Regions from separate parts of the Homo sapiens genome. Here region 1 is linked to region 2. The links are chromatin loops, found by intact Hi-C in ENCODE. Cell type or tissue: B cell. All regions are shown on one strand. Links, peaks and the distances in the headings refer to the core of each region. The heading gives the core; the rest is flanking DNA.

What was found. Peaks named below come from ENCODE experiments on the same cell type or tissue, not always from the same donor. Only the 100,000 strongest peaks of a DNase experiment are listed, where the experiment ranks them.
Region 1: a loop joins it to region 2, with 22 times the contacts of the local background. A loop is called at or near these places in 3 of 110 quality-filtered maps.

What each region holds. Positions count from the first base shown.
Region 1 is chr2:232,952,337-232,961,194 of GRCh38, forward strand. All of the region lies in intron 3 of NGEF (neuronal guanine nucleotide exchange factor), which reads right to left. Among named protein-coding and RNA genes, the nearest start is that of NGEF, 56 kb to the right of the region's middle. RefSeq lists enhancers at 5,817-5,906, 6,946-6,995. In B cell, for the core only: no CTCF peak of the experiment used is centred there; a DNase peak (open chromatin) is centred at 3,685; H3K4me3 peaks cover 1,722 bases; H3K27ac peaks cover 1,595 bases.
Region 2 is chr2:233,024,043-233,032,900 of GRCh38, forward strand. NEU2 (neuraminidase 2) reads left to right here and starts at 8,630. Exons shown (of 2, transcript NM_005383.2): 1 at 8,630-8,830. The coding sequence starts at 8,630. In B cell, for the core only: a CTCF peak has its summit at 5,018 (motif pointing left); a DNase peak (open chromatin) is centred at 5,009.

The DNA of each region.
Region 1 (8,858 bases), core at 346-8,345, 72 kb before region 2:
GCGTTCTTTCATTGATTTCTCCTGGCAACCTTGTAGAGTTAGGATAATACTTAGGAAGTTGAGGAACTTTTTGGCTCATTGCCATTCACTTCATTTTCTTGAACATTGTTTTCTCTACCAGTAGATGTGAGTTCCAGGATTTCTGGAAGATGATCTATAAGAGCAGCAAGTGCCTTTTAATAGAGATATTGATTATCCTAACAGTGATTACTACATTTTTCTCATCTTAGATCTGTTTAACTCCACATATCAATTTCTACATGGAAGTGTTATTATTTACTAAACAATATTTTGGGGGTATCTATTTTCTGACTGTCTTGAATAATCTACCTTTGAAAAGTGATCAGTGAGCCGGGCGCAGTGACTCACGCCTGTAATCCCAGCACTTTGGAAGGCCGAGGCAGGCGGATCACCTGAGGTCAGGAGTTCGAGACCAGCCTGGCCAATATGGTGAGACCCCATCTCTACTAAAAAATACAAAAATTAGCTGGGTGTGGTGGCAGTCACCTGTAATCCCAGCTACTCCAGAGGCTGAGGCAGGAGAATCACTTGAACCCGGAGGCAGAGGTTGCAGTGAGCCGAGATCGCACAACTGCACTCCAACAAGAGTGCAGACAAGAGTGAGACAGCCCTCAAAAAAAAAAAAAAAAAAAAAAAAAAAACAACAAAAAAGCAAAGTGATTGGGGCCAGGCGCAGTGGCTCACGCCTGTAATCCCAGCACTTTGGGAGGCCAAGGTGGGCAGATCACGAGGTCAGATGTTCGAGACCAGCCTGACCAAGATGGTGAAACCCTGTCTCTACTAAAAATACAAAAATTAGCCAGGTGTGGTGGCGCGTGCCTGTAATCCTAGCTAGTGGGGAGACTGAAGCAGGAGAATCGCTGAAACCCAGGAGGCAGAAGTTGCAAGGAACTGAGATCACACAACTGCACTTCAGCCTGGGTTACAGAGCGAGACTCTGTGTCAAAAAAAAAAAAAAAAAAAGAAAAAGAAAGAAAAAAAGGGAAAGAGAGAAAGAAAGAAAGAAAGAGAGAGAGAGAAAAGTGACCAGTGTGTCTGCCTGTTGATATTGTTCAGTTTTAATAAATGAGACAGCTACTCCTACACAACCAACATGCTCAAAAAATAAAAAAAAAAGCCAGAAGATAGTTGACTTACATTCTTTTTTTTTTTAAAAAAAAAAGAAAAAGTTTAACATACATTGTTGATGACACTGATATACATTCCTTTATGAAAATTAGGAAATGGGATCAAAATCTTCTGTATCCTGGCTGCCTGCCTAGGGGGAGATCTGCCCAGAGCCGGGGTCTTCTCCCAGAAAAGCAGTTCTGGTGCTCCAGGATGTATGCGGTTTCTTCTATGGAGCATAACTGAGGTGACTGGGGCCCGGGAGCGTTTTCCAGGAGGAACGCAGAGGGGCCACAAAACTAAGGTCCAGGAATAGGCCCCTGGAACACCAGCTTTGGTGCACTGGAGCTTCCTGGGAAGCTGCCGGGGAAGCGGTGGCTAAATGTCTCCTTGAGCCACCAGATAAGACATTTTCTGATAGAAACCGGCACTCAGGACAGTGGAGGTGATTGATAAGTATTTGTTAAATGAATGAACTCATAAATGAATGACACCTCAAGTTTGCAGGGGTGAAGCATTTGCCAAAAATAACAATTTTTGTTTTAGAGCCACTAACTATAAAAAAATCCTTTCTTCCTATTGGCGTGAGGATAACAGAGCCGAATGTCTACCGAGGGAGCTGTGTTGAGAGTCAGGGCTGCAGTGTCAGGCAGTTCAGGGTGTGCACTGTCCAACTACGGGGGTATCTTTTACATAGATGACCCTGTGAATGGAGCCCTCTCAAGCTGGGCCCTGGAATCACACCCTTGACTTAAAGGAGGGTGCTTTATTCTATTCTCTCTGACAGGGGAGGTGGGTATCCAGGCTTTCATTCATTCATTAACTGTCTTAGGCCTGGGGATATGACAGTGAATAAGATACCAGCCCAGCCCTGGAGTTATTGTCTAATAGAAAAGATGGATAAGTTGCCAGAAAATGACATTTTAATCTAGGTGATGAGATATTGTAGGATGCTGTGGGAGCTTAAGAGAGGAGTTCCAGCCGGGCGCAGTGGCTCACACCTGTAATCCCAGCATTTTGGGAGGCTGAGGCAGGCGGATCGTGAAATCAGGAGATCGAGACCATCCTGGCTAACACGGTGAAACGCCGTCTCTACTAAAAATACAAAAAATTAGCCAGGCGTGGTGGCAGGTGCCTGTAGTCCCAGCTACTCGGGAGGCTGAGGCAGGACAATGGAGTGAACCTGGGAGGCAGAGCTTGCAGTGAGCCGAGATCACGCCACTGCACTCCAGCCTGGGTGATAGAGCGAGACTCCGTCTCAAAAGAAAAAAAAAAAAAAGAGAGGAGCTCCTAATGCCATCTGAGGCAGGAAGCATGAAGGAAGGGTGGCAGGTTGAGGAAGGCTTTGCAGAAGAAGCTAAATGAGAACTGAAGGATGAATAGAAACTATCCAGGCACCAGTGTGGGTGGGGGAACAGCAGGTGCAAAGGGCCTGTGGTGAGGACACTTTCCAACCATCGAGACATAGTAACAGGTCACGCACGTTGGGGGCCGATCACTGTTCTCAGCACTTTACGGATAACAGCTTACTTTTTCTTCGTAATACGCCTATTCATATTCTAACTCTCCCCAACTTAAGATGAGGACACTGAGGCAGAGAAAGCCGAAATAACCTGCCTAAGGTCAAGTCTGGGAGTCTCCCTCCAGAGCTTGCAGTCTTTTTTCCTTCAAGATATTAATTGTTTTTTACATTTTAAAAGAATACTGAAAATTGCAAGTAAAGTACAGTACAAATAACTTTTTAGAAACTTTTCCTGAGCCGTTGGAGGGTCAGCTGCCGACCTGACATCCCATCATCCCCAAATACTTCAGTGTGTATTTTCTAGACCAAGACTAGCTCCTATATAACCCAAACACAACCATCAAAACCAGGAAGTCAGCTTTGAAATAGTATCACCAATGACCCTCAGACTCCATTCAGCTTTTTGCTATTGTCTGCTATGATGTCCTTTAGAGTAAAAAGACCCAGTCTAGGATCATCATGGCAGCCTGCTGATCAGCTCTTTGCTGTCCTTAAACTGGGAGCAGTTCTTCAGTCTTTGCTTGTTTTTGTTTGTTGGCTGGTTGGTTTGTTTTTGAGACAGAATCTCGCTCTGTTGCCCAGGCTGGAGTGCAGTGGTGCGATCTCACCGCAGCCTCCACCTTCTGAGTTCAAGCAATTCTTGTGCCTCAGCCTCCCGAGTAGCTGGGATTACAGGCATGTGCCACCACATCTGGCTAATTTTTGTACTTGTAGTAGAGACGGGGTTTCACCATGTTGGCCAGGCTGGTCCTGAACTCCTGACCTCAAGTGATCCACTCGCCTCGGCCTCCCACAGTGCTGGGATTATAGGCGTGAGCCACCAAGCAGGACCTTTGCTTGGTTTTGTGACTCTGACACTCGTGAAGATTTCAGACCAATATATTTTGCAGAATGTTTCTCAATTGGGACTTCTCTGGTGTTTTCTAATATTAGATGAAGGGTTTGCATCTTGGGCTGGCTACCTTGTTAGTTTGGCGTGTTTTTGAATTTTGCAGAAATGAAACTGTATTGTACATATCCTTCCTCAATCTCCCCCAAACGTGACTGCAGTTTAGCATGTGCTTGTATGTGCTGGACCCTGTCTACTGTGTTTGCTGGTTTCAGACGCCGCTCCTTTCCTTGTAAATATGAGGTAATTGAGGCTTGAGGAGAGCAAAGATTTATTTACCCGAGGCCACATGCTGCTATAAAGAGGATCCAGGGCTCAACCACTCTGAGTGGTTGTCCCTGAAGGGACCTGGCTGGGCCCTGCTAAGGTCAGAACAGGTGGGGTTTTGAGAGAATTTGAGAGAAACAAGCTTATGGGTCCATCAGTCCCTGCTTTCACCACCTCCCCAGAGCCAGCCCATAAGGTAAACATCTTACATTAAGAATTCAAAAGAATTAGAAAAAGATTTGGCTGCAATATAAGATTGTGACTAACAGAAGAAACAGTTAACTAATATTATCCATAAAGTATTGATAGAACCAATAAAATAGGAGTTTAAGAACCAGAATTAGGCTGGGCACAGTGGCTCACACCTGTAATCCCAGCACTTTGGGAGGCCGAGGTGGGCGGATACCTGAGGTCAGGAGTTCGAGACCAGCCTGGCCAACATGGCGAAACTCCGTCTCTACTAAAAATACGAAAAGTAGCTGGGGATGATGGCAGGTGCCTGTAATCCCAGCTACTTGGGAGGCTGAGGCAGGAGAATTGCTCAATCGCTCAAACCCAGGAGGTGGAGGTTGCAGTGAGCTGAGATGCTGAGATTGTGCCACTGCACTCCAGTCTGGGCGACAGAGCAAGACTCCATCTAAAAAAAAAAAAAAAAAAAAAAAAAAATTAGGTTACTGAAAAGTTACAGTTATAAACAGTCAAGTAAACAAAATAAAAGCGCATAAGAAGGACAATGGCTAAAAAGAAATAGGAAATAAAACAGTAAATCCAAGACCAACCCTGCCCCAGAAGCTTAGGAATTTAAATAGGAAGATAAAAAGAGAATTAAAGGGGGAAAAAAGATTTGGCATTAAGAATTAAAGCCAGAAGTGCTGAATTTTAATAGTGGTAATTATGATAAAGCTAAAACACAAAGGGAGAACATTTAAAAGGTGATTAAAATAGAAAATAAGAAGGAAGGTAAAAGGGCAAAGTAAGGAAGATTGAAAATTAAAAGAATAAGTACGATAAGCTAGAATAACCAAAATAAGGCAAAATAAATCTAAATGGGCAATTTAACAAGGGAGAAGATGTCAAGAGTTTAAAAACTAAAGATGTAATTACAGGTAGAGAAAATCCACAGTTCAAGCTCAGGCCCCCAGAGCCTGTTGTTGCTGTTATTATTATTATTACTACTACTAATAATTATTATTATTTTGAGATGGAGTCTCACTCTGTCTCCCAGGCTGGGGTGCAGTGGCGCAATCTGGACTCACTGCAACCTCTGCCTCCCAGGTTCAAACAATTCTCCTGCCTCAGCCTCCCAAGTAGCTGGGATTACAGGCACCCGCCACCACACCAGGCTAATTTTTGTATTTTTAGTAGAGACAGAGTTTTGCCATGTTAGCCAGGGTGGTCTTGAACTCCTGACCTCAGGTGATCTGCCCGCCTCGGTCTCCCAAAGTGCTGGGATTACAGGTGTCAGCAACCATGCCCAGCTCAGTTATTACTAATATTAATGTTAAATGTGAAAGTAGTCATAAGTCCCAGAGACAGTCCATGTGATCCCATAAGATCTGAGTCACATGCAAGTTTCTGCACCTGTCTGGTCACCTCTGGGTGTGGGCCTCTGCCCAGGAGGGGAGGGAGAGCTGGGACTGTGTCCTCCTCCAGTGTCACACCTAGAACCACCTGCCCTGCAGCCCAGTCATCTCTCCATGGAGAGGTGTGGGATATGCCCCTTCAACTTCTCAAAGGGGAAAAACATTTAGAACTGCTGAAAATAAGATAGAGCTGTCAAAAGTATATGAAATTAGCTGCATAAACTGTGAAACATAAGTCACAGTTATATTTGTTCTGAGACAGTGTAAAAATAGAAACGGTTTCACAGATAGAAAATTCAAACCTCTCTTCAGTCACCGTGTCCAAGTAGCCTGAGATCCTTCCGATGCTCTAGTGTCCTTTGTTTTGCAGAACTAGGAGGCCAGTGATGGGACCTCAGCTAGCACCCAAGCGAGGGATGCCAGAGAGGAAACTAATTTATGATGCTCCATTTGTATTTTTATTGCTGAGGGTACTTGGTCTCCTATATTACTAGGGGAGGTGGAGAAATGGGTTATCACCAAAAGGCAGCCGGGCAGGAAAACCCCTCTGAGGTAGAGATACTGTACTTCTGCTAGAGCTGCACGGAGTGTTCATCTATCCTGGTGACATTGTGACCTCTTTGCAAGAGCCTTGGTCTGCACAGTCCCAGGATACTTCTGGACCAGTCTGCACAGGTGTATCTTCAAGAGGTCAGTGGTTGAGCTCCTAGATCTCAGCTTCTGCCCGGGAGTCGGCATGCATGCATTTACTCATTCATCAATCATTTGCAAGTATTGAGGCCTTCTGGTGTGTTGCACTGTGCCAATTGCTCAGGAAGCAACAAAACTTGGCATGGTCCTATGTTTGAGGAGCTTAATGCTACCTGGGCCACCATGGTCAATGGTAAGAGCTGATGATTCTGCCAACCTCCCGGAAAAGGAGACTGGAACTGGGTGGGCAAGACTGAAGGGTCTCTATACTCAAGCTCCTGTCTTTTTGTATTTTAAAAAACAAGCTTTAAAAAAATAAACATATTAAAAATTAAAGTTTTCATTATGGAAAATTTCAAACATATACTGAAATAGACAGAAAAGTATAATTAATTCCCCCAATATTCATCACCCAGCTTCAAGAGTTCTCATCTCACGGCCAGTCTTTCTTCTCCACTCCCACCCACTCCTCCCCAGGCCTGGATTATTTTGAAGCAAATCCCAGACGTCATATCACTTCATCCAAAATATTTCAGACTGTATTTCTAAAAGATATTGAGGTTAAATATAGGTTAAAAATAACTACAATACCATTAGCATGCCTAAAGAGATTATCAATAATCTCTTAACATGATCAAATATTGGCTCAAACACCCCCTCCCCACAGTGTGTTTTAAAAGAGATTCAGATAGAGTCTGTATAATGCAATCCATTGATATTTCTTCAGTCTCTTTTAATTGCTTCCTTTCTTTCTTGTTTTTCTCTTTGCAGTTTTCCCCTTGAGAAATTGGGGCATTTATCCTGTTTGGATTTTATGACTGTGCCTGCATGGTGTTGTTTAACCTGTTCCTCTCTCCCCGGTGTTTCCTGTAAATTCCTGGTTAGAGCTGCAGGCTTGATTAGAGTCGGGCCACGTTTCTTCAGTTCCTGTTTTACCCAGTGCTTGTCCCTGTGTTTAGACACTCTCACAGAACAACCCAAGCTAGCTTCAATAAACACCTGACAAGCTGCCCCAGGCTTACTGAACATGCAACTTGTACATTTTCATAGAAATACATACAAGGAACAGTGTGGAAATGGGACATTGCCCAGCATCAGCACTTGAAGACTCGCCATGCTGTACATGAGCCATTGGTGGCAATGGGCGATTCCACAGCAATGACCTTTTTTTTTTTTTTTTTAAGACAGAGCTTCACTCTTTTTGCCCTGGCTGGAGTGCAATGGCGCAATCTTGGCTCACCACAACCTCTGTCTCCTGGGTTCAAGTGATTCTCCTGCCTCAGTCTCCCGAGTAGCTGGGATTACAGGCACGCGCCACCATGCCTGGCTAATTTTGTATTTTTAGTAGAGAAGGGGTTTCTCCATGTTGGTCAGGCTGGTCTTGAACTCCCAACCTCAGGTAATCTGCCCGCCTCGGCCTCCCAAAGTGCTGGGATTACAGGCGTGAGCCACCGCCCTGGGTAACAATGGCCATTTTTTAGGTGGATCCATGGATGATAGTCACAATGTTTAACAACCAGGTATGGCACCAACCAGCTACAGCAGAGCTGTTAACACTTAGTGTGGCTGTCCCAGGCTGTCCCTGCTGAGTGTTGGCCTTGGAGGTGACTCCCACGTTTAATGCAGGCTGAGCATTCTTGGAGCGATGCACTTTTGCAATTCCCTCTGGCCATTGCCAGGAACAGAGGAAGGCCAGTGGGCTAATGTTTTAACAAGGCTGATGCTTTCTTAGTTTATCCAGAAAAATGGCCCCACATATTTTAGATGTAGCTTAATTTTGTATGCTAAATATCAACTTATAAAAGCACATATTAAGGTTTTTTTCTTATACATATATTTAGCAATGTGGCACTTTTGTGATATGAAATGATTTCTGGGACTAGAACCCTGATTCATGACCTTGTGCCTGTAGGAATAAAGTCCCAACACAATACCTGAACTTGAGAGGACCCCAAGGGACTGAGTCAGTGACGTACTGGGGGCTTTGGACTTTGCCTCCTGTGGGCAGATTCACAGGAACACCCTCCTTCTCATAGCCGTGATTACCCTGGCCATACCTCACAGGCAGCCTGGAAAGGGGAGGTCATGGGTGTGGAGTCAGAGGCCCTGGGTTCACTGTCTGGCTGTCTCACTAGGTAGCTGTGCAGCCTTAAGGCTAGGCACCAAACTGTATTGAGTCTAGGCCTGGAGCGGTGGCTCATGCCTGTAATCCCAGCACTTTGGGAGGCTGAGGCGGGTGGATCACCTGAGGTCAGAAGTTTGAGACCAGCCTGGCCAACATGGTGAAACCCCATCTCTACTAAAATTACAAAATTAGCCAGACGTGGTGGTGCATGCCTGTAATTCCTGCTACTTAGGAGGCTGAAGCAGGAGAATCACTTGAACCTGGGAGGCAGAGGTTGCAGTGAGCCAAGATCGCGCCACTGCACTCCAGCCTGGACAACAAGAGCAAAGCTCCATCTCAAAAAACAACATGTGGGGATAATGGCCAGAGAATTTAATGAGACAGTGAGTGTAAAGGTGCTTGACATATGTAAGTTGGCTTCCTGTGCCCCTCTTTACAGAACACCTTTCTGCAATGATTGTGCTTTCCTCCTGCCGTGCTGCCCAGCTCACCATGACTCACTGCTGGTTGGTATACCAAAGAGGACTTGCAAAGCAGCCTTGGATGAACTCTGTGAGGATGGGCACTGACTACCAAGAACATCCCATGTCCCACATCAGCACCATCCCACATCTTGAAAACTGAAGAACTGATTCTTGGGTCCATTCTGGGCTT
Region 2 (8,858 bases), core at 347-8,346:
TCTTTTGTCAGGGACTTCACAGAATGTTCAGACATCAGAATCCCAGCTGTGAGGCTCATGGCAGGAAACCCCAGTGGTTGGGTTCTGGAATCTGGCAGATCCAGGCTCAGATCCACTCATCCACCACCAACTGGCTGTGCGCTCCTGGAGAAGCCTCTCTGACCCACTTCTCTGTTTCCCCGCATCTGTGATAGGATGTGAAGGGGCTGCGTGGGAGAAGTGAGATTTCACGTGTGAGACGCTTGGCTCTGGGTTTGGTACCGGCAAGGCCAGAGCAGCACCAGCCACTGGTAGCCTTAGTGGGATCCTATGAAATTGCTCCTGTTTGGCTATTTTAACCTACAAAATGGCAATTTCTCAGAATTCAACCTGATAGTGTCACCTCTGACATTGTCTGGCTACTCGAGTGTGAGGCTGGGTTTTGCTGAGACCCTTGTCCACCCCACCCAGGGGGATTCAGCTTCCAGCTCCTTCCCCACCCACACCCCCTTGATCCTCATTTAGGCTCAGCCCCTAGCAATGGAAGGGGCCTGGGCGGGCACCTCACACAGCTCCCTTCCCACCAGATGGGGCAGCTGAACCCAGGAAGGTAGATTCTTGCCAAAGGTGCACAAACTATTAGGAGTGGACCTAGGACCAGAATCCAAATTTCTGGACTCCTAATTCAGTTCTCTTCCCACTATATCAGCCTAGAGCAGCTGCCAATGTTTGGAGCCAGGGGGCTGGGTCAAGGTGAGCCAGCCGTTTATAAGACGTGCTAAAGCCTGGCATGGAATTTAATGAGGTGCCGGCGTTTTCAGGACTTCTCTCGGAGGGAGTGCTGTGTGGGCTTAGAAGCGTCTTTAGTCCCAGCTCTGCCACTTGAAGGTTAGGTGAGCTCGGTTTCCTCATTTGTACAATGGGATAATTACAACAGCTACTTGGTAGGGTGTTGCAAGGGTTAGAGGAATCAATATTTGTCAATTGTATTGTCAATAATAAAATTTGTAAATACAATTTATAAACATTTTAAGAAAATATTGGAGAGCACCGAAAGAGTGTCCAGCACTTTGTAAGGCCATATAAGTCTTATAAGTGTTTGGTATTATTATTATTATTATTATTATTTGAGGCAGAGTCTCGCTCTGTCACCCAGGCTGGAGTGCAGTGGCACGATCTTGGCTCATTGCAACCTCCGTCTCCTGGGTTCAAGTGATTCTCCTGCCTCAGCCTCCCGAGCAGGTGGAATTACAGGTGCCTGCCACCATGCCCAGCTAATTTTCGTATTTTTAATACAGAAGAGGTTTCACCATGTTGGCCAGGCTGGTCTTGAACTTCTGACCTCCGGTGATCTGCTAGCCTCAGCCTCCCAAAGTGCTGGGATTACAGGTGTGAGCCATTGCGCCCGGCCTGGTATTATTCTTATGAGGACACTTGGGGATTGATGTGGGTGGGTGTGAGTTGGGGCCAGGGCTGAGGCATTGCTGAGGATGAGAGATAAGAGCCCTCAAGCTGACCCTGGGGTCCTGTTTTTCTTTCCAACCTCCAGTGCCCAGCTTTGTCTCGACATACACATAAGACAAACACTTGAAAGACCAGCAGATTGCATAGAGGTTGGGGCGAGGAGGAGTCCCCAGCTTTCTGCCTCCACGCTGTCATCTCTTCCATAAGGAGCATCACTCCACACCTTCCAGGTCTTACAGAGTCCGGGATTAGTGAGGGCAAAAGAGGTGATCCCTGTAAAGTGCTTGTACAGGTTCTGGTCCTTGCAAACCCTAGCTAGGTGTTTGGCAACAATCGTAACCCTTCCATCCCCCGAAGAATGCAAATTCCACGAGAGCAAGGATCTTGGTCTGGTTTACTGATGATGTAACCCAAGTTCCTAGATCCATGCCAGGAACATGGTAGGAACACAGTAAATACTTGCTGCAAGAAATAATAACTTTGTCCCCACCCTCAAAGAGATTAGAATCTAGGCCGGGTATGGTGGCTCACGCCTGTAATCCCAACACTTTGGGATGCTGAGGTGGCAGGCCACCTGAGGTCAGGAGTTCGAGATCTGCCCCACCAACATGGTGAAACTTTGTCTCTACTAAAAATACAAAATTAGCCAGGCATGGTGGCAGGAGCCTGTAATCTCAGCTACTTGGGAGGCTGAGGCAGGAGGATGGCTTGGACCCTGGAGGCAGATGTTGCAGTGAGCCAAGATGGTGCCACTGCACTCCAGCCTGGGCAACAAGAGCAAAACTCCATCTCAAAAAAAAAAGAGAGATTAGAATCTAAAGGAGGAATCTGGAACACAGTCACAGACACTATGGAAATCAGTTCCAAATACTTTAACCTCATGTGTTCCCAAAGCCTCCCCCGGTTTGCTTTCCTGATCATGTTGATTCCTCTGCTCTCTAAGAACCAGGCCCCTCCCAGTCACCACTGTCTCTGCTTCATCCAGGTTTTTGTTTGATCTCACCTGGAAAACTGCAACATACTCACCTTCTGTGCTATTCCCCCCGAAACCAAAAGGGGCACTTACTAAAAATAAATCAGCTTGGGTCGCTCCCTTGTCTAAAAATGTTTGAAATCTTCCCATTGCCTCCAGGCTAAAATCCAACTCCTATGGCCAAGAAGCACATGCAAAGATGCTTAGCCTCCTTAGTCATCAGGGAAATGCAAATCAAAAGCCACAGTGAGATGCCACTTCACACCCACTAGGAAGGCTGGAATCAAAATAACTAAAAGGACATAATACCAAGTGTTGATGAGGATGTGGAGCAATTGGAACCTTCGCACATTTCCTGTGAAAATGTGGAGTGGTATAGCTGCTGTGGAAGATAATTTGGCAGATCCTCAAAAAGGTAAATACAAAATGACTGTATGACCCAGCAATTCCACTCCTAGGCAGATACCCCAGAAAACTGGAGGCATATATCTGCACAAAAACTTGTACACTAGTGTTCATAACAGCATTAGGCAAAATAGCCCAAAACACCAGAAACAGCCCAAATGCCCATCCGTTGATGAATTCATAAATAAAATGTGACTTATTAGCCAGGCCTGGTGGTGTGCATATGTAATCCCAGCTACTCAGGAGGCTGAGGCAGGAGAACCACTTGAACCTGGGAGGTGGAGGTTGCAGTGAGCCAAGATCGCACCATTTCACTCCAGCCTGGGAGACAGAGCAAGACTCTGTCTCAAAAAAAAAAAAAAAAAAAGTGACTTAGTCTATTTGTGTTGCTGTAACAAAATACCACAGACTGAGTAATTTATAAATAATAGAAGTTTATTTCTCTGGAGGCTGGAAAGTCCAAGATCAAGACACCAGCAGGTTCAATATCTGGTGAAGGCTCGGTCTCTGCTTCCAAGATGGTGCTGTTATATATAAAGTTTTGGTGCCACAAAAGGAATAGCACTCAAATATAAAATTTTCTTTTTAATTCTCAGCAAGACAAGTTACTTCTATAGAAGGGTGTGCTCTTACAGATGGAGCAATGGTGAGCACTCACTTGGACAAGGGAGGGGAAGGGGTTCTTATCCCTGACTCACGTGGCCCCTACTGCTGTGTCGTTCCCCTATTGGGTAGGGTTGGACCGCACAGGCTAAACTAATTCCTATTGGCCAATTTAAAGGGAATGATGGGATAAGTGATTTGGCGGGAATCAGGGCAGAGCAGGTAGCAGGTAATCGGAATAATCGGAATGAGTCAGGGTGGAAAGGTAATCGAAAAAGGTTGCTTTATGAGGAAGTTAAGTTTAAAAGTAGAAGGCAAAGAATTGAACATACTGACATATTAATTCTTTGAAAAGAAATTTAGAACTCATATCTAACAGTGCCTTGTTGCTGCATCCCCTGGAGGGGATGAACACTGTGTCCTCACATGGTGGAGGGGGACAAACCACTTCCCCAAATTCTTTCATAAAGGTTCTAGTCTCTTCCATCCTCACGGCCTGGTCCTACCTCTTAATACTATTGCTTTGGGAATTAAGTTTTGACATGAATTTTGAAGAGGATACAAGCATTCAAACCATAGCTGTGGTGTAGCCATACAATCAAATATTACTGAGCCATGAAAAGGAATGAGGTACTGACCCATGCTACAACCTGCACGAATCTTGGAAACATGGTGCTTGGTGGAAGATGCCAGTCCACGGGCCGCATAGCATATGACTGCATTTACATGAAATGGCCAGAATAGGCAAATCCAGAGAGACAGGACATAGATGAGTGGTTGCCAGGCGCTGAGGGGACTGGGTAATGGAGTGTAAATCAGAAGTAAAATGCTAAGCCCCCTCAGCCAACTGAGTGGACCCTTCCTCAGCTAAGGGCATTCCCAAGTTAACCTGAAAAACTAGTTCAGACCATGATGGGGAGTGGGGGTCAGAGGTCAGACGTGTCTCCCACCTTCCTCCTTTTGGAATTCAGATACAGCTGACCAGCATTAACATTAAAACAAATCTTTTTTTTTTTTTTTGAGGCGGAGTCTCGCTCTATCACCCAGGCTGGAGTGCTCACTGCAACCTCCGCCTCCCAGGTTCAAGCAATTCTCCTGCCTCAGCCTCCCAAGTAGCTGGGATTACAGGCATGTGCCACCATGCCTGAGTAATTTTTGTATTTTTAGTAGAGACAGGGATTCTTTCATGTTGTCCAGTCTGGTCTTGAACTCCTGACCTCAGATGATCCACCTGCCTCGGCCTCCCAAAGTGTTGGGATTACAGGCGTGAGCCACCGCACCTGACTAAAACAGATCTTAAGGCTGATGAAACAGACTTTTTGTAGCAATAAGACACCAAATTCCAAACTAACTCTAGTATAGCATCAGGACAGATAGCAGGTCCTGAATGAAATTAAAGTATTTTACCCCCAAATGTATTTCTTTGACTTATTTTGAAATGGCCCTGCAAAGCTGTCTCTTGTGAGGAAACATCTGCATTCTGTAGAGAATCCCCTTCCCTTTCCAGGCCTTTTCCTGATCCAGGAGAGAATTAACTAAGACTCTGGCATCTTTTTAGGTCTGCGAAGAGCTCTGAAGCCTGCCACCTGGCGGCCTCTGCGTGATGAGACCTTGGTCTCCACAACAGCTCATCTTTTTTTTTTGAGACGGAGTCTCCCTCGGTCGCCCAGGCTGGAGTGCAGTGGCGCAATCTCGGCTCACTGCAAGCTCCGCCTCCCGGGTTCATGCCATTCTCCTGCCTCAGCCTCCCGAGTAGCTGGGACTACAGGCGCCCACCACCACACCCACCTAATTTTTGTATTTTTAGTAGAGACGGGGTTTCACCGTTTTAGCCAGGATGGTCTCGATCTCCTGACCTCGTGATCCGCCTATCTCAGCCTCCCATAGTGCTGGGATTACAGGCATGAGCCACTGCGCCCAGCTAACCGCTCATCTTAACCCGACATTCCTTTCTACTGATTCCAGGTCTTTAGATAAACTCTTTTGACCAACTGCCAATCAGAAAATTTTTGGAATCTACCTATGATCTGGAAACTGCCTTCCCTACTCCCACCTCAAGTTGTCCCGCCTTTCCAGACGGAACCAATGTACATCCTACATGTATTGATTTATGTCTTAAGTCTCCCTAAAATGTATAAAACCAAGCTGTACTCTGACCACGTTGGGCACATAGGATCTCCTGGGGCTGTGTCACGAGCCATTTGTTACTCATACTTGGCTATAAATCTCTTTTATAGCCAAATATATAAATAGTATAGTATAGTATAGTATAAATCTCTTCAAATATTTTACAGAGTTTGACTGTTTTCATTGACAGGGGAGTGATTGCTCACAGGTATGGGATTTCTTTTGGGGTGGTGAAAATATTCTGGAATTGGATAGTGGTGATGGCTGTATAACTTTATGAAAATACTAAAAAAACCACTGAATCATACACTTCTCAAACTCCTGAGCTTAGGTGATCCACCCGCCTCGGCCTCCCAAAGTGCTGGGATTCCAGGCGTGAGCCGCTGCACCCAGCCTGAATCATACACTTCTAAAAGGTACATTTTATAATATGTGAATTATATCTCTATTTTATTTTATTTTTTGTTTCGAGACAGGGTCTCACTCTGTTGCCCAGGCTGGAGTGCAGTTGTGCTATCTCAGCTGACTGCAACCTTCACCTCTCAGGCTCAAGCAATCCTTCCACCTCAGCCTCCCGAGTAGCTGGAACTACAGACATGTGTCACCATGACTGGCTAATGTTTGTATTTTTTGTAGAGATGGGGTTTTGCCATGTTGCCCAGGCTGGTCTGGAACTTCTGGACTCTAGCAATCCACCTGCCTCTGCCTCTCCCACTGCTGGGATTACAGGCGTGAGCCACTGTGCCTGGTCACATATCTCAATTGTAAGCATTGAGAGTGGTTCTCTTCTTGAGGGTGGGCCAGCCAGTGGCTTTGCTCCCTAGTTCTAGCCTGAAGCCTCTGTTCTCTCCCTTGCCCCATCTTCTCTCTAAGGCATGAGCCACCAGTTCTGGTCACACTCACCTCATGGAGCCCATCAGCCCGGTTTCCTAGGCCTTAGGCTGGACCCCTACTCAACCCCAAAGGCCTGGTGTGTGTCTTGCCTTGTGATTCCTCCCGAAGACGTCTCTGTCTTGTTTTCCCTCTAGAATGTCTTTATAGATGTCCTCAGCTGGCCGGGCGTGGTGGCTCATGCCTGTAATCCCAGCACTTTGGGAGGCTGAGGCGGGAGGATCACCTGAGGTCAGGAGTTCGAGACCTGCCTGACTAACATGGAAAAACCCCGTCTCTACTAAAAATACAAAAGTAGCTGGGCATGGTGGTGCATGCCTGTAATCGGGAGCTTGAGGCAGGAGAAGCACTTGAACCTGGGAGGCGGAGGTTGCAGTGAGCCGAGATCTCGCCATTGCACTCCAGCCTGGGCAACAAGAGCGAAACTCCATCTAAAAAAAAAGAAAAAAAAAAAAAGATTTCCTCAGCTAAACTTCTTCTCTCCTTTCCTCCCACATTGTGTAGAGAAGGCCAGCCATTGTAATCCATACAGAAATTTTGGCCCTGAGGACATTTTAAATACAAACATTTTAAACTGAATTATACCAACTCTGCTGAATTTCCATCAAGGACACTTTCCAGAGCCCACTCTATGGAGCTTAAATAAATCCTTGATCAATTTTCCAGAGAACACTGTGAAACTGCACAGTTCTCCATTTTCATTTTTACTTGTTATCATATTTGATTCTTTCCTGCTGACATTTTCTAACAGCGTTTCAGCATAGGCCTCCCGATACCTATCAAGGCCTGTGTCCTTGGATTATAATTTGGTGATTCTATCACCAAGCCATGAATCTCCCACCGAAGTTCAGGGAATAGCACATTTTTTCCTTGTGCAGCTTTTGCCCTTCTCAGTTTTATTTTCTCACATCGTCCTAATATTAACGTTCACTGTGGTTGAATGAAAGACTGATAGATTACATTTATTTCTCAAAGAAGCTAAGTTTTAAATAGATAACGCATGCATGTGGTAGAAAAATGAGAGCAGTACAAAAGGGTGCACAAAGGCAAACCTTGCCCCTCTTGCTGGCCTCTTGCCCACTTGCCCTCTGCAAAGGCTGTGTCTCAGACGGGGTGCCCAGGACGCCGGCTCTGACACGGAGACCCACGGCAGGCAAGAGCCTCTGGGGGAAAGGGAGGAGCAGCAGAGAAAGAGGCGGCTGTAATGCAGTCTCAGGGAAGGCCCAGCCGCCCGGAGGGAGCTCCGGAGCCGCACTGTTCCTGGTCAGGAGTTCAGGAAGAGGGTCTTCAGGCTCTGAGTGGACCAATCATCAAGCAGCCCTTCTTGGGTATGACCTGGGGCAGATTCTTCATCTGGGAACAACTGGCCCATCCTCCCCAGGCCAGGGCCCTGCAGCCAACACTCCCCAGAGCTGCGGGATGCATCCTCCTAAAGGGACCTAGGCAGCTTAGCCCGAAAATCACTGTCACCCACTGTCCCCAAGTTACCTCTGTCCCCTCCCTACCCTTTTTAGCTGAAGACTTATTTTTAATTGTTATTTTCTTAGACCTCTGGAGCACCCCACGCCCCCAGCCTGGGTTAGCTGTCAGGAGCCCCTGTCTCTTCCTTTCCCACTGCAGCGCCGCCCCCTCGCTGCCTCAGGGGGAGCCCACGCAGCAGCGGGGGCAGACGGGCCTCAGCCTCAGGCAGCCTGGGGAGCAGAGCCTTAGAAGCCATGCTTTTTCTTTTTCCTTTTCTTTGAAACAACTTTCTAGGGCTCTGGAGTTATAAAAAGCTCCCATGTGTCACTTTCTGGCATTTGGGCAGCTGCCGAATGCCACCCGGCCTGCACTGCTGTCCTCCCGAGGTTTGCCCCTGGATTGATGGGCTGGGTTTGGCAAAAGCAGCTGGAGGTTATCGAAAATCTGTTGTAAGGAGCATTGTTAACTTAGAATAAAAATCGAATCCAAAACACGCTTTTGCAATACCCCCTCCCGATATCCACCGAGGCAAAGGCAGAATTAAGAAGCAGGGTCTTGAGATGTAGGAAAGGAGAATGAACCCCACGCGGGAAGAGGACAGGCCGCCCTGACTTTGGTCCACTCAGCCAGGGGGTGAGCACCACCTGTCTTGGTGAATGACTCTGAGCCCATCTCAGGTGTGGCTGCAGGTGACACATCTTCTCTTCCTGTCCACCCCCCAGCCCCATGGCGTCCCTTCCTGTCCTGCAGAAGGAGAGCGTGTTCCAGTCGGGAGCCCATGCCTACAGAATCCCTGCCCTGCTCTACCTGCCTGGGCAGCAGTCCCTGCTGGCCTTCGCGGAACAGCGGGCAAGCAAGAAGGATGAGCACGCAGAGCTGATTGTCCTGCGCAGAGGAGACTACGACGCACCCACCCACCAGGTTCAGGTGAGGCAGGAGGTGTCTGCACTGGCTC